Regions from separate parts of the Homo sapiens genome. Here region 1 is linked to region 2. A link is a contact called in ENCODE Hi-C or POLR2A ChIA-PET data. All regions are on one chromosome and are shown on one strand. Each heading gives the region's core, a stretch centred on a gene start or an enhancer-like site at or near the end of the contact. The rest is flanking DNA. Distances are from core to core; before and after follow the strand shown. Region 1 overlaps ERRFI1-DT (ERRFI1 divergent transcript). Region 2 overlaps ERRFI1-DT (ERRFI1 divergent transcript).

The links. A loop is a pair of places that touch in the nucleus more often than their neighbours do. ChIA-PET counts read pairs that join two places held with the same protein, here RNA polymerase II (POLR2A). Pooled maps may share reads with other maps.
Region 1: a map of chondrocyte shows a loop between it and region 2 (3-fold over the local background). The contact joins two enhancer-like sites. A Hi-C loop is called at or near these places in 10 of 168 maps with a recorded cell type or tissue (Caco-2, PC-9, aorta and 7 more) and 8 of 50 pooled maps. POLR2A ChIA-PET finds 5 or more read pairs at or near these places in 10 of 52 experiments (AG04450, BJ, HCT116 and 7 more).

Annotation. Positions count from the first base shown.
Region 1 is chr1:8,060,112-8,065,883 of GRCh38, forward strand. All of the region lies in intron 2 of ERRFI1-DT (ERRFI1 divergent transcript), which reads left to right. Among named protein-coding and RNA genes, the nearest start is that of ERRFI1-DT, 37 kb to the left of the region's middle. RefSeq lists a silencer at 5,365-5,565. Within about 2 kb of position 2,085, at least 17 of the 41 ENCODE cell types and tissues checked have a DNase peak (open chromatin) inside an H3K27ac peak, as active enhancers do; they include PC-9, ascending aorta, endothelial cell of umbilical vein and 1 more, where a contact is called at or near this core.
Region 2 is chr1:8,115,276-8,120,713 of GRCh38, forward strand. All of the region lies in intron 2 of ERRFI1-DT (ERRFI1 divergent transcript), which reads left to right. Among named protein-coding and RNA genes, the nearest start is that of LINC01714, 91 kb to the right of the region's middle. RefSeq lists an enhancer at 319-819. Within about 2 kb of position 1,821, at least 23 of the 41 ENCODE cell types and tissues checked have a DNase peak (open chromatin) inside an H3K27ac peak, as active enhancers do; they include PC-9, ascending aorta, endothelial cell of umbilical vein and 1 more, where a contact is called at or near this core.

The sequences.
Region 1 (5,772 bases), core at 835-3,334, 55 kb before region 2:
CTAAAATTGGTCTTGGGAATGAACCTGCAAGAAGAAAAAAGCCTAATAAAAATAGTAATAGTAGCAGTAGTAGCAGTACTAGTAATAGCTGGCTGGGCGTAGTGGCTTACACCTGGAATCCCAACACTTTGGGAGGTCGAGGCTGGAGGATCACTTGAGCCCAGGAATTCAAGGTCAACCTGGGGCCAGGTGCAGTGGCTCATGCCTGTAATCCCAGCACTTTGGGAGGCCGAGGCGAGTGGATCACCTTAGGTCAGGAGTTTGAGACCAGCTTGGCCAACATGATGAAATCCTGTCTCTACTAAAAGTACAAAAAGTTAGCCAGGCTTGGTGGTGGGCACCTGTAATCCCAGCTGCTTGGGAGGCTGAGGCAGAAGAATTGCTTGAACCCGGAAGGCGGAGGTTGCAGTGAGCTGAAATGGCGCCATTGCACTCCAGCCTGAGCAACTCAAAAGAGTGAGACTCTGTCTCAAAAAAAATAAAAAATAAAAAATAAACCTGGGCAACATAACAAGACCCTGTCTCTACAAAAAATAAAAATAAAAAAATTAGCCGGGCATGGTGGTGTGTGCCTGTGGTTCCAGCTACTCAGGAGGCTGAGCTGGGAGGATCACTTGAGCCTGGGAAGCCTAGGCTGCAGTAAGCCACGATCGCACCACTGCACTGCAGCCTGGGTAACAGAGCAAGACCCTGTCTCCGAATAATAATAATAATGGCAGGGCGTGGTGGCTCACACCTGTAATCCCAGCATTTTGGGAGGCCAAGGTGGGCGGATCACCTGAGGTCAGGAGTTCCAGACCAGCCTGGACAACATGGTGAAACCTTGTCTCTACTAAAAATACAGAAATTAGCCTGGTGTTGTGGTGCTCACCTGTAATCCCAGCTGCATGGGAGGCTGAGGCAGGAGAATCGCTTGAACCCAGGAGGCGGATGCTGCAGTGAGCCTAGATTGTACCACTGCACTCCAGCCTAGGCAACAGAGCGAGGCTCTGTCTCAATAATAATAATAATAATAATAATAATAATAATAATAACACTTCCAATGTAATAGGCTTTGTTCTAAAGGACTTACATGCGTTGCCTCCTTCAGTCCTCACAGCTACTCTTTGATGAAGGGTAGTTCCCACCTTATGGCTGAGGAAATAGAAGCAAAGAGAGGTCAAGCAACTTGCCCCAGGCTACACAGCTAGGAAATGGATGAGCCAGGATCTGAACCCAGGCAGTATGGCCTGAGCCTGAGCTCATTAGTTCATGCCAGGCAGGGTTTGACCAAAACCTTGGACTCACTCCTGTCTGCTTTCCTTCAGTGACTAAGAGGATTCCTGAGATGGATGTGCAAACATGAAGTGTTTACTTTCCTCCATGGGAATGTACTTCTGGCTTCCACTCCTCAGCTGCTGCTGCTAAGCCAGTGAGATAGATGGTGGTTTGGAAACACCCTCATGTGTGTTTCTTCTTTTTGTTGTTTTTGGGATCCTTACTGAAATAATTTTCCCCTCATTTTATGAAATATAGAGGTTCTTGCTGTATCTTATACCCCACCCCAAATTCTACTGATTTGTACTGAGCTGTGATAAAAATAATGATACCAAGTACATGCAGGGTTTCTTCCAGCCTCTAGGACCTGGCTTTGTCTTCCACTGCTCCTTCTGGGATGCTCCTCTGAGAACCAAAATCCGACCCTTTACATCCAGATCAGGACAAACTCACAGAGTAGTTTGCGAACTACTAGTTTAGAACTAGTTCGGAATCTGCTTGTTACGGTTTGTGACAAGAGGAACGCAGAAATCGAAAGTAAATAAGGGTAAGAGACTTTTTAGCAATTGAGCATTTGTCCCCAACACCCAAGCATATGATCAGGGAATTAGTCTTGACGGGGCATGGACCCCTTTGGATGCTGTTGAACTTGTGATGAGTTGCATGCTGCGTGAGCTGTGTTAAAGTCATGGGCAATAGGACTGATTTTTGGTTCCTGAAGGGGTGGAAATTAAAACAAAACAAAATAAAACCAAACCAAACAAAGTAAAACGAAAGAAGTGACCCTTTATCACAGAAAGTTTGTGAGTCACTGCTCTAACCCATATCACATTTTGCCACTTGTGAATCACCATAGTATTTCAGTCTACATCACATAATCTAGGACTGGACTATACAGGTTTATTATTGTTTTTTTGAGACGGAGTCTCACTCTGTGGCCCAGGCTGAAGTACAGTGGCGCCATCTTGGCTCACTGCAATCTCTGCCTCCCACCTCCTGGGTTCAAGTGATTCTCCTGCCTCAGCCTCTTGAGTAGTTGGGATTACAGGCACGCGCCTGGCTAATTTTTTTGTATTTTTAGTAGAGACAGGGTTTCACCATGTTGGCCACGCTGGTCTCAAACTACTGGCCTCAAGTGAACCACCCGCCTCGGCCACCCAAAGTGCACTGGGATTACAGGTGTGAGCCACTGTACCCAGCCTGGACCATACAGTTTTTATTTATGATTTATTTATTTTTATTTCATAGAGATGGGGTCTTGCTATGTTGCTCAGGCTGGTCTCAAACTCCTGTCCTCAAGTGACCCTCTCTCCTGAGCCGCCCAGAGTGCTGGGACCTCAGGCGTGTGCCACCATGCCTATCTATTTTTTTAAGTTTTTTTTTTTTTTTTTTTTTTTTTGTAGAGACAGGGTCTCACTCTGTTGCCCAGGCTGGTCTCCAACTCGTGGGCTCAAGTGATCCTCGTGTCTCAGCCTCCCAAAGTGCTGGGATTATAGGCATGAGCCACTGTGCCTGGCTCAGAGATACGTTTTTAAAACCTCGTTCTAGTTGCTTCATTTATGGAAGTCTCACCTTCTTGTTTGTATTCAGGACCCATGAGTTGGCACTCAAGGATTTTTGCTTCTATTTTTGTTATGATTCAAATCAAGAGATGAGATAGGAGCCAAGGCAAATATCTCTACAAAAAAATACAAAAATTGGCGGGGCATGGTGGCTGACGCCTGTGATCCCAGCTACTTGGGAGGCAGAGGTGGGAGGATTGCTTGAGCCCAGGAAGTCAAGGCTGCAGGGAGCCATGAGGGCACCACTGCATTCCAGCCTGTCTCAAAAAAAAAAAAAAAAAAAAAGTAGGGTTGGACAGAAAGCAGAGTCAGCTTTGCCTCACTTGGTGGTAAAAAGAAAAAAGAAAGTCTCGAAACATTTATTTATTTATTAGAAATGCAAAGCCAACGAAGAATCTTCAGGCAAACGATTGTAGTGACTGTTTATTGGAGGTTATTGTGTGCCAGGCATTGTGCATTTACATATATTATTTCATTTAACCTTTATACCATAATCTTTTAAAAGTAGGTATAATTATCACCATTTTGCAGATGAAGAAAATGAGGTGTCAGAGAGGTTAGGTAACTGGCCCAAGGTCACACAGCTACTAAATGGTGGCAGTCTGTCTGACTTGGAAGCCTGTGTGCTTTTGCTTATTCCCATTATTGCTTGATGACACCAATTGCTGCTAAAAGGGAATGTTACTGGATTTAAAGGATATGTGTACTCTGTCATTTTTCTAAAACAGCCTTCTTTGGCATTGTTTCAGGGTCTTATATTTCCATTAAAGCCTTCCCTTTAGATACTTAGCTTTTACTTCAGAGGATGGTGCGGGAGTTACAGCTTGGGCTAGGCTATCCTGCAAATTGCAATTCCAGCTTTTCCTTTCCATCTCTTGGGAGAAGACAGAGACAAAGCCTTCTTCTTTGGCTTTAATTAGGCTGTAATTCAGCCTCATCACCGGGGAGGTCGGGACCTGCAGCTTTAGGAGAGATCTGCGTCCTGTCTTTGAGGACAGCAGATTTGCTTCGGGACTCTGGAGTGCTGTCAGCACTGTGACCAGGATGGGGTTTTCAGAGGCTGCTTTCTGGTTCTTTAAGGCTAATTTTTAAATTTCATTATTATTGTTTTTTTAGTGCTTTAGTAGTTTTCAAAGGCTTTTATTGTTTAATTGAAAAATATGTTTATTAGTTCATATTTTTTATTTTTTAGACAGAGTCTTGCTCTGTCACCCAGGCTGGAGTGCAGTGGTGCAATCTCGGCTCACTGCAATCTCCGCCGCGGGGGTTCAAGTTATTCGTTGCCTCAGCCTCCCGAGTAGCTGGGACTACCGGTGCCCGCCACCACACCCAGCTAAATTTTGTATTTTTAGTAGAGACAGGGTTTTGCTGTGTTGGCCAGGCTGGTCTCGAACTCCTGACCTCAAGTGATCCACCTGCCTCTGCCTCCCAAAGTGCTGGGATTACAGGCGTGAGCCACTGTACCCGGCCAATTAGTTCATAATTTAATCAGCTTTGAACATTATTCAAACAATTTGCGATCCCGAATTAGAATTCAATTGCAGTTTATATAAGATGAAGGTACATTTAATAAAGGAACATTTATCTACTAATATACTTAACTTGGTTGTTGAATTATCCTCAGAACATAAATTTATAATAGTATTCCTTTAAATGTACCGTATTTTTTAAAACCGAATTGACTACTTTAAGGATGCAGGTATAGCTAAAAAGTCATTTAGAACTTTTTAAACAGTACTTTGAGTTGCCGTTTTATAATTTTTTTTATACATAAAACATAACTGAATTTATGGCTGGTATTTGCATTTCTAAATCAGAATATCAGATCTATACTTGAAAAACCTTTTTTAAAAAACTGTTTTAAAAAACAAGATTCCAGGCCGGGCACAGTGGCTCACGCCTTGTAATCCCAGCAGTTTGGGAGGCCAAGGTGGGTGGATCACTTGAGGTCTGGAGTTCCAGACCAGCCTGGCCAACAAGGTGAAACCCTATCTCTACTGAAAATACAAAACTTACCTGGTTGTGGTGGTGGGCGCCTGTAATTCCAGCTTCCCGGGAAGCTGAGGCAGGGGAATTGCTTGAGCCCAAGAGGCAGAAGTTGCAGTGAGCTGAGATCACACCACTGCACTCCAGCCTGGGTGACAGAGTGATACTCCATCTCAAAAAACAAAACAAAACAAACAAAAAACAAGATTCAAGAATTGCCTACATTCAATATGAGTTCTTCGACATGATTCAATTTCAATGATTATGCAAAGGCATAATTCTGGAGAAGCAAATTCTCTGCTTTTCATGTTTTGCTTCCTTTGAGGTGACCTAGTAATTAATAGAGAAATCAGAATAATTGTGATTCAGGATGTTATTATAAGGAAAGGTAATGTCAGGAGGGAAAAAAATAGACTCCCCTCTTAGGAACCTAAGTGGTCTTACGAAAAGTAGTTTACTTACCATGTGTATTAGTCCATTTTCACACTGCTGATAAAGACATACCTGAGACCTGATAATTTACAAAAGAGAGAGGTTTAACTGGACTTACAGTTCCACACAGCTGGGGAAGCCCCACAATCATGGTGAAAGCCAAGGAGGAGCAAGTCACGTCTTACATGGATGTCGGCAGGCAAAGAGAGAGAGCTTGTGCAGGGGAACTCCTCTTTTGAAAACCATCAGATCTCGTGAGACTTATTCACTACTACCAGAACAGCATGGGAAAGACTTGCCCCATGATTCAGTTACCTCCCACTGAGTCCTTCCCACAACACGTGGGAATTCAAGATGAGATTTGGGTGGGGACACAGCCAAACCATATCACCATGATACCTCTAAAATATATGTGTATGTGTGTAACTAGTTTCTAGTTTTTCTTTAGTCAATTATCTCTGTCACACTGTTACTGTTCTTTTTTTTTTTTTTTTTTTTTGAGATGGAGTTTCACTCTTGTTGCCCAGGCTGGAGG
Region 2 (5,438 bases), core at 571-3,070:
GCTATGCACACGCCGCTGCACTCCAGCCTGGGCAACAGAGTGAGACCCTGCCTCAAAAAAAAAAAAAAATTCAAACAGCACAGAACTAGTATATGATGTGAACATCTTAGGCCATTATTGGGCACCGAAGAGGCTTTGGGTTGCATTTCTTCACTCATCAGCATGGGTAAATCATTGCAGAGCTTGAGTGTGGACACCACCAGGGGAAACAAGGTTGGGAGTAGCAAGGAATATGGGAAACAGAGACAGTGAATGGGACCTGATAGTGAATAGAGCCGGCTCAGCCGGCCTCCCGGCCTGACAGTGAATAGGCTGGCTCAGTTGGCCTCTGGGCCTGACACAGTCTATGTGTCTTAATTTTTTTCAGTAGCCCCAGTGTTCAGAGCTTGCTGGCTGTGATGTCACACTTTCCTTGATGATGGGATTGCAGTCATCCTCGCGCCTACCTGCCTGGCTGCAGGAAGCTCTATTCACTTCTAGGCTGTTCTCCCCAGGGCCACTTCCTTGTCTGCAAATCCATGTGAGCCAGCCCTTGTGCTCTGATTCCAGACTTCACCTCCTGGATTCCTGCAGGCTACCTCTGCTGCTTCCCAGACCTTTCCCTCCCATCCCTCTCGGGGTGAGCTCTGACCAGGCAGTAACTTTCAGCAGGACACCGCTGCACGCTTTGGAATCACAGAAGGCAATGACACCACAGAATGTAACACTGGATGCCAGACGCGCCTGCCTGTGAGTCCCAAGGCCTGAGTCTCTTTGGAGAGTCGGTTCCCCACTGGTGCCTCTGTGCATGCCATGGCCGGCCACATGTGGGACGATACAGATGACACGTGTGTCACACCAAGGCAGGATCAGAAGAATGTTTGAGATTTCAGAAAAAAAATTCAAGAAGTCATTATGGGAAGACCAGAACTTTGAGGGGTCAGAGTTGTTGGCGCTTAACCTCTTAAATTTTAGTTTACGATATTAAAAACTTAGAGGGCGGGTGAAGTGGCTCATGCCTATAATCCCACACTTTGGGAGGCTGAGGCAGGCGGATCACTTGAGGCCAGGATTTCAAGACCAGCCTGGCCAACATGGCGAAACCCCGTCTCTACTAAAAATACAAAAAATTCGCCAGGCGTGGTGGCGCACATCTGTAGTCTCAGGAGGTGAGGCACGAGAATCACCTGTGGGAGGCAGAGGTTGCAGTGAGCCAAGATCGCGCCACTGCACTCCAGCCTGGGTGCCAGAGTCAAGATTCTGTCTCAAAAAACAAAAACTTAGAGATTCCTTGTTTCTCTTTTAAAAAGTCAGATGGTGTCGTGACAGTGTGCATTGGCACCAGGTGTCTGGCGCTGGGCAGGGCTGTCTTTTCGGGCAGATGTGCTCTTTTGAGCTCACCAAGGCCCCTCCACGCCCCACAACCTGGATGATGACACCATCTCATTTTTTAGGCTTCATATTAAGGGCATTGGGTGTTCCCAATTAGCAGGTTGCGCTGGTGGCCAAAAGTATTTCTCAATCACGTAGAGTTTTTCTGGGACCTTCCTTGTTCATGGCTGAGTAAAAACAGGCCCTACCATCTAATCATTTAGACTCTCCTTTTGTGCCCTTTCTGCCCCAGGGTCTTGGAATGTGAAATTCCTTGAACAGCCATAAAAACCATAAAGTTGAAACTTTTCAATATCAATAGAACAATCAGAAAGGTGCCTTTTCTGGGTCTGTTTTAGAGTTGACTCAAAAACACAAATTCTAATCCCGCAGAGAACTGCTTGTGTTGAAATATTTACAGAAGGTCAGGGGTTTCTCCTCCCGCCTGGAGCAGAGAAGTGAAGCTGTGGGCCGTGGTTGAGCGAGGCTGGCCTCTCAAGCCTTGTTTATTCTGGAAATAACTTTGGAAAATGCCTCATATGGTTCCCCAGAGGCCTGGAGGTGGGCCTGTACAGTTCACGACAAACGAAAACAAACCATTCCTCTGCAATGTTTAGCAGAATTTATTAAAAAGATCTTTTTTAGAACTTCTAGACAGAGCTGATGGACTAGAAATGAACTTGCAAGTGTGAGGAAGTCACTCCACGGAGTGACACACACGCAAAATAAATAAATAAATAAATAAATAAATAAATATATAGTTCACCCAACTTTGTAACTGATTTAGATGGTGGAAATTTTGTAAAGTCCACCGCAGCACAGCAGTTTGAAAGAGACACTTGTTTGTTTTCATCAATCCCCAGAATGAAATCATTCCCCGAGGACCGGGTTAGCTGCTTCCTTCCCGGCATGGCCCTGCCTCTTTAAACTCATTCCCGGGGGGGACGAGACTGTTGCCTGATGCAGCAGGGGCAGCCAGCAGAAGCACTCCTGGCTGCTGGATGAAGAAACCTTTACATCCCAGGATCCCCCTCTGAGATCAATGAACAGATGGGTTTTCACAACAAGCTCTGTCTCAAGGCAAGCCTTATGTACGTTACCGACCGTGGCCGTGATGTCCAGCCTGCAGCATCTTTTTTTTTTTTTTTTTTTTTTTTCTGAGACGGAGTCTTGCTCTGTCACCCAGGCTGGAGTGCAGTGGCGCGATCTCGGCTCACTGCAACCTCCACCTGCCGGGTTCAAGCGATTCTCCAACCTCAGCCTCCTGAGTAGCTGGGACTACAGGCACCCGCCACCATGCCCGGCTAATTTTTTGAATTTTTAGTAGAGACAGGTTTGCACCATGTTGGCCAGGATGGTCTTGATCTCCTGACCTTGTGATCCACCTGCCTCAGCCTCCCAAAGTGCTGGGATTACAGGCATGAGCCACCCGCCTGGCTGCATCTTTTGCATTCCTAGACACCTGACTCATGGAGCATTTATGAGGGCCTGGTTGCCTCTGAGGGTCTCATGCTTTTTGTCAGCCTCTCTCTCTGCCATTACTCTGATAAATCTCCCCCCTCTGCCGCTCTGTTCTCCTGAAGGGACCAGTTCTAGGACCTGGTGTAGGGTCTGTGGGACCCAAAGTTCACCAATGAGTTCTTCCTTGAGATTTTTTAAGCAGGACCTCGGAGAGAAAATCCACGTTCCTCCACACTCTTGGAATTTTTAGGGCGTGGGCCTGGCGGCTGTTGATAGACAGGGCTCCTGCGGAGGAAAGCCTCTAAGAAGCCTCAAACCCCAGCAGTCCAGCTGAGACCATTGTGTTGTCCCAGTGTGTGACAGTGAGGGGACACTCAGGACACACAGAGTCGTGGTGGAGCGAAGCTTCTGGGCCCGCACCCTCCTCATGTGAACACTATGTCTGCCTTTCCTGCAGTGTGCTCACCTGGGCCTGCACGGAGCTCTTCTCGCCTAAGCTGGTTTGAATTCAGTTGGCATCACTTACAATGAAAAGGGTCTTAAAGATAAATATGCACATCAGTGAAATGCTCCTTTATGGTCTAAAAAAGAAGGTCAAACTTTCATGTTGATAAGAATTATTTGAAATTTGAGGCCGGGTGCGGTGGCTCACAGCTGTAATCTCAGCACTTTGGGAGGCCGAGGCGGGTGGCTCACCTGAAGTCAGGAGTTCAAGACCAGCCTTGCCAACCTGGGGAAACCCCATCTCCACTAAAAAATATAAAAATTAGCCGGGCATGGTGGCACATGCCTGTAATCCCAGCTACTCAGGAGGCTGAGGCAGGAGAATCGCTTGAACCCAGGTGCTGGAGGTTGTGGTGAGCCAAGATTGCGTCACTGCACTCCAGCTTGGGCAACAGAGCGAGCCTCTGTCTCAAAAAAAAAAAAAAGAAAGAAAAGAAATTTGAATGTGTACATCTAGCCAATGATGGGAAAAATCTAAAAAAAATTAAATACAAAGTGCACATCTTTGGTCTGGCTGCAGATTTATTCATTGCAGCTTTTAAAAAGTTTACATTCTTTTCCAAGTATAAAACCCTTTTTAAAAAAATGTTGTAACGATATTATTGTGACAAGTGTTGGCATTTATTGAGTGTTTACTATGTGCCAGGCACTACTTTATATTTGCATTGGCTCTTTTCATCCTCACAGAAACCTGTGAGTCCCTACTGTTATCTCCCTCTTTTTGTAGATGTGGAGACTGAGGCACAGAAAGGAAAGGTTAAACGGTTTCTCCCGAGTTACACGGCTAGTAAGTGGCAGAGGTGGGACTTGAACCCAAGTGCCTCTGCAAAGTTCAGGGACTGGGCTTTGAATATAGAAATATTTAGTAAGTATTGAAAACCATTAAATTTATTTCACTATGACAATCTTATTTATGACCGAATTATCCATTTTTAATTTTTATTTGTTTATTTTTGAGATGGAGTCTCACTCGGTTGCCCAGGCTGGAGTGCAGTGGCACGATCTCAGTTCACTGCAACCTCTGCCTCCCAGGTTCAAGCAATTCTCCTGCCTCAGCCTCTCGGGTAGCTGGGACTACAGGCAAGCACCACCAGACCCAGGCAATTTTTGTATTTTTAGTAGAGATGGGGTTTCACCATGTTGGCCAGGCTGGTCTTGAACTCCTAACCTCAAGTGATCTGTCCACTTCAGCCTCCCAAAGTGCTGGGATTACAGGTGTCAGCCACCGCGCCTGGCCCATTTTTAATTTTTAAAAAATGTTTTTTACTGTCGAGTAGGGGTTCAGGACAGACTGCCCCCAAATATGCCACTTTGGAATGTTGGTGATTTTGAGCAGAAAGCACTGGAAAACAGTAAATGCAGAGACATGGTTTCCCTGAACTCCTCTCATCTGCCCAAAGGCAGAGCCTCCAAAAGGACATCAGTTGTCCTAAGTCCCCTCCCCAGGAGTCAGCAAGGGCTGCCTTAACATCCGGACAAACTGCCACAAACCCTCGTATCTCCCATCTAGTCTTCTAAAGGCCCATTTTTCTTTCCTAAAAATCATTTCCTCTCCTCACGGTAGCCCACATCTCCTCTCCCTTTTCTCTGTTAAGATGGCATCACTTTTTTGTGATATTGTTTTTTTCTTCCTATGATGGCCCCTGTGCACATATTAAAAATTAATAAATTTGTTTACCCTTTTTCCTGTTAAATCTGTGTATTGTCAGTGTATTTCCTAGACCCAGCTATCGAACCTAGATGGTAAAGTCTTTCTTCCCCTGACTCTATTTCAAAGCAATAAAAAAGTTTAAAATGCCCCAAAAGACATAGTTTACTCTATGATTGGATTATTAGAAGACGTTAGCCCAGGGAGGTTCTACTCTGTTTTTCAGGGGTGGAGCTGGTACTAGAATTCACAGCCTGGTTTTCATCCCAGCTGGGCCATTCCACAAATGGAACTTTAAACAAATACTTCTCCTCGAAGTAGAAGCTGGGTTGGGGTCTGGTCTTGAAGGATGGATCTGAAATGGCGGAGGAGAGCCTGGCGAAGCCCTCCGGCCTCCTTCCCAACGGGTCCCAGCTTTTTGCCACTTCCCTACCTTGTATTTGGCTACTAAGGAATCTAATCTGTCCAGTTTTTT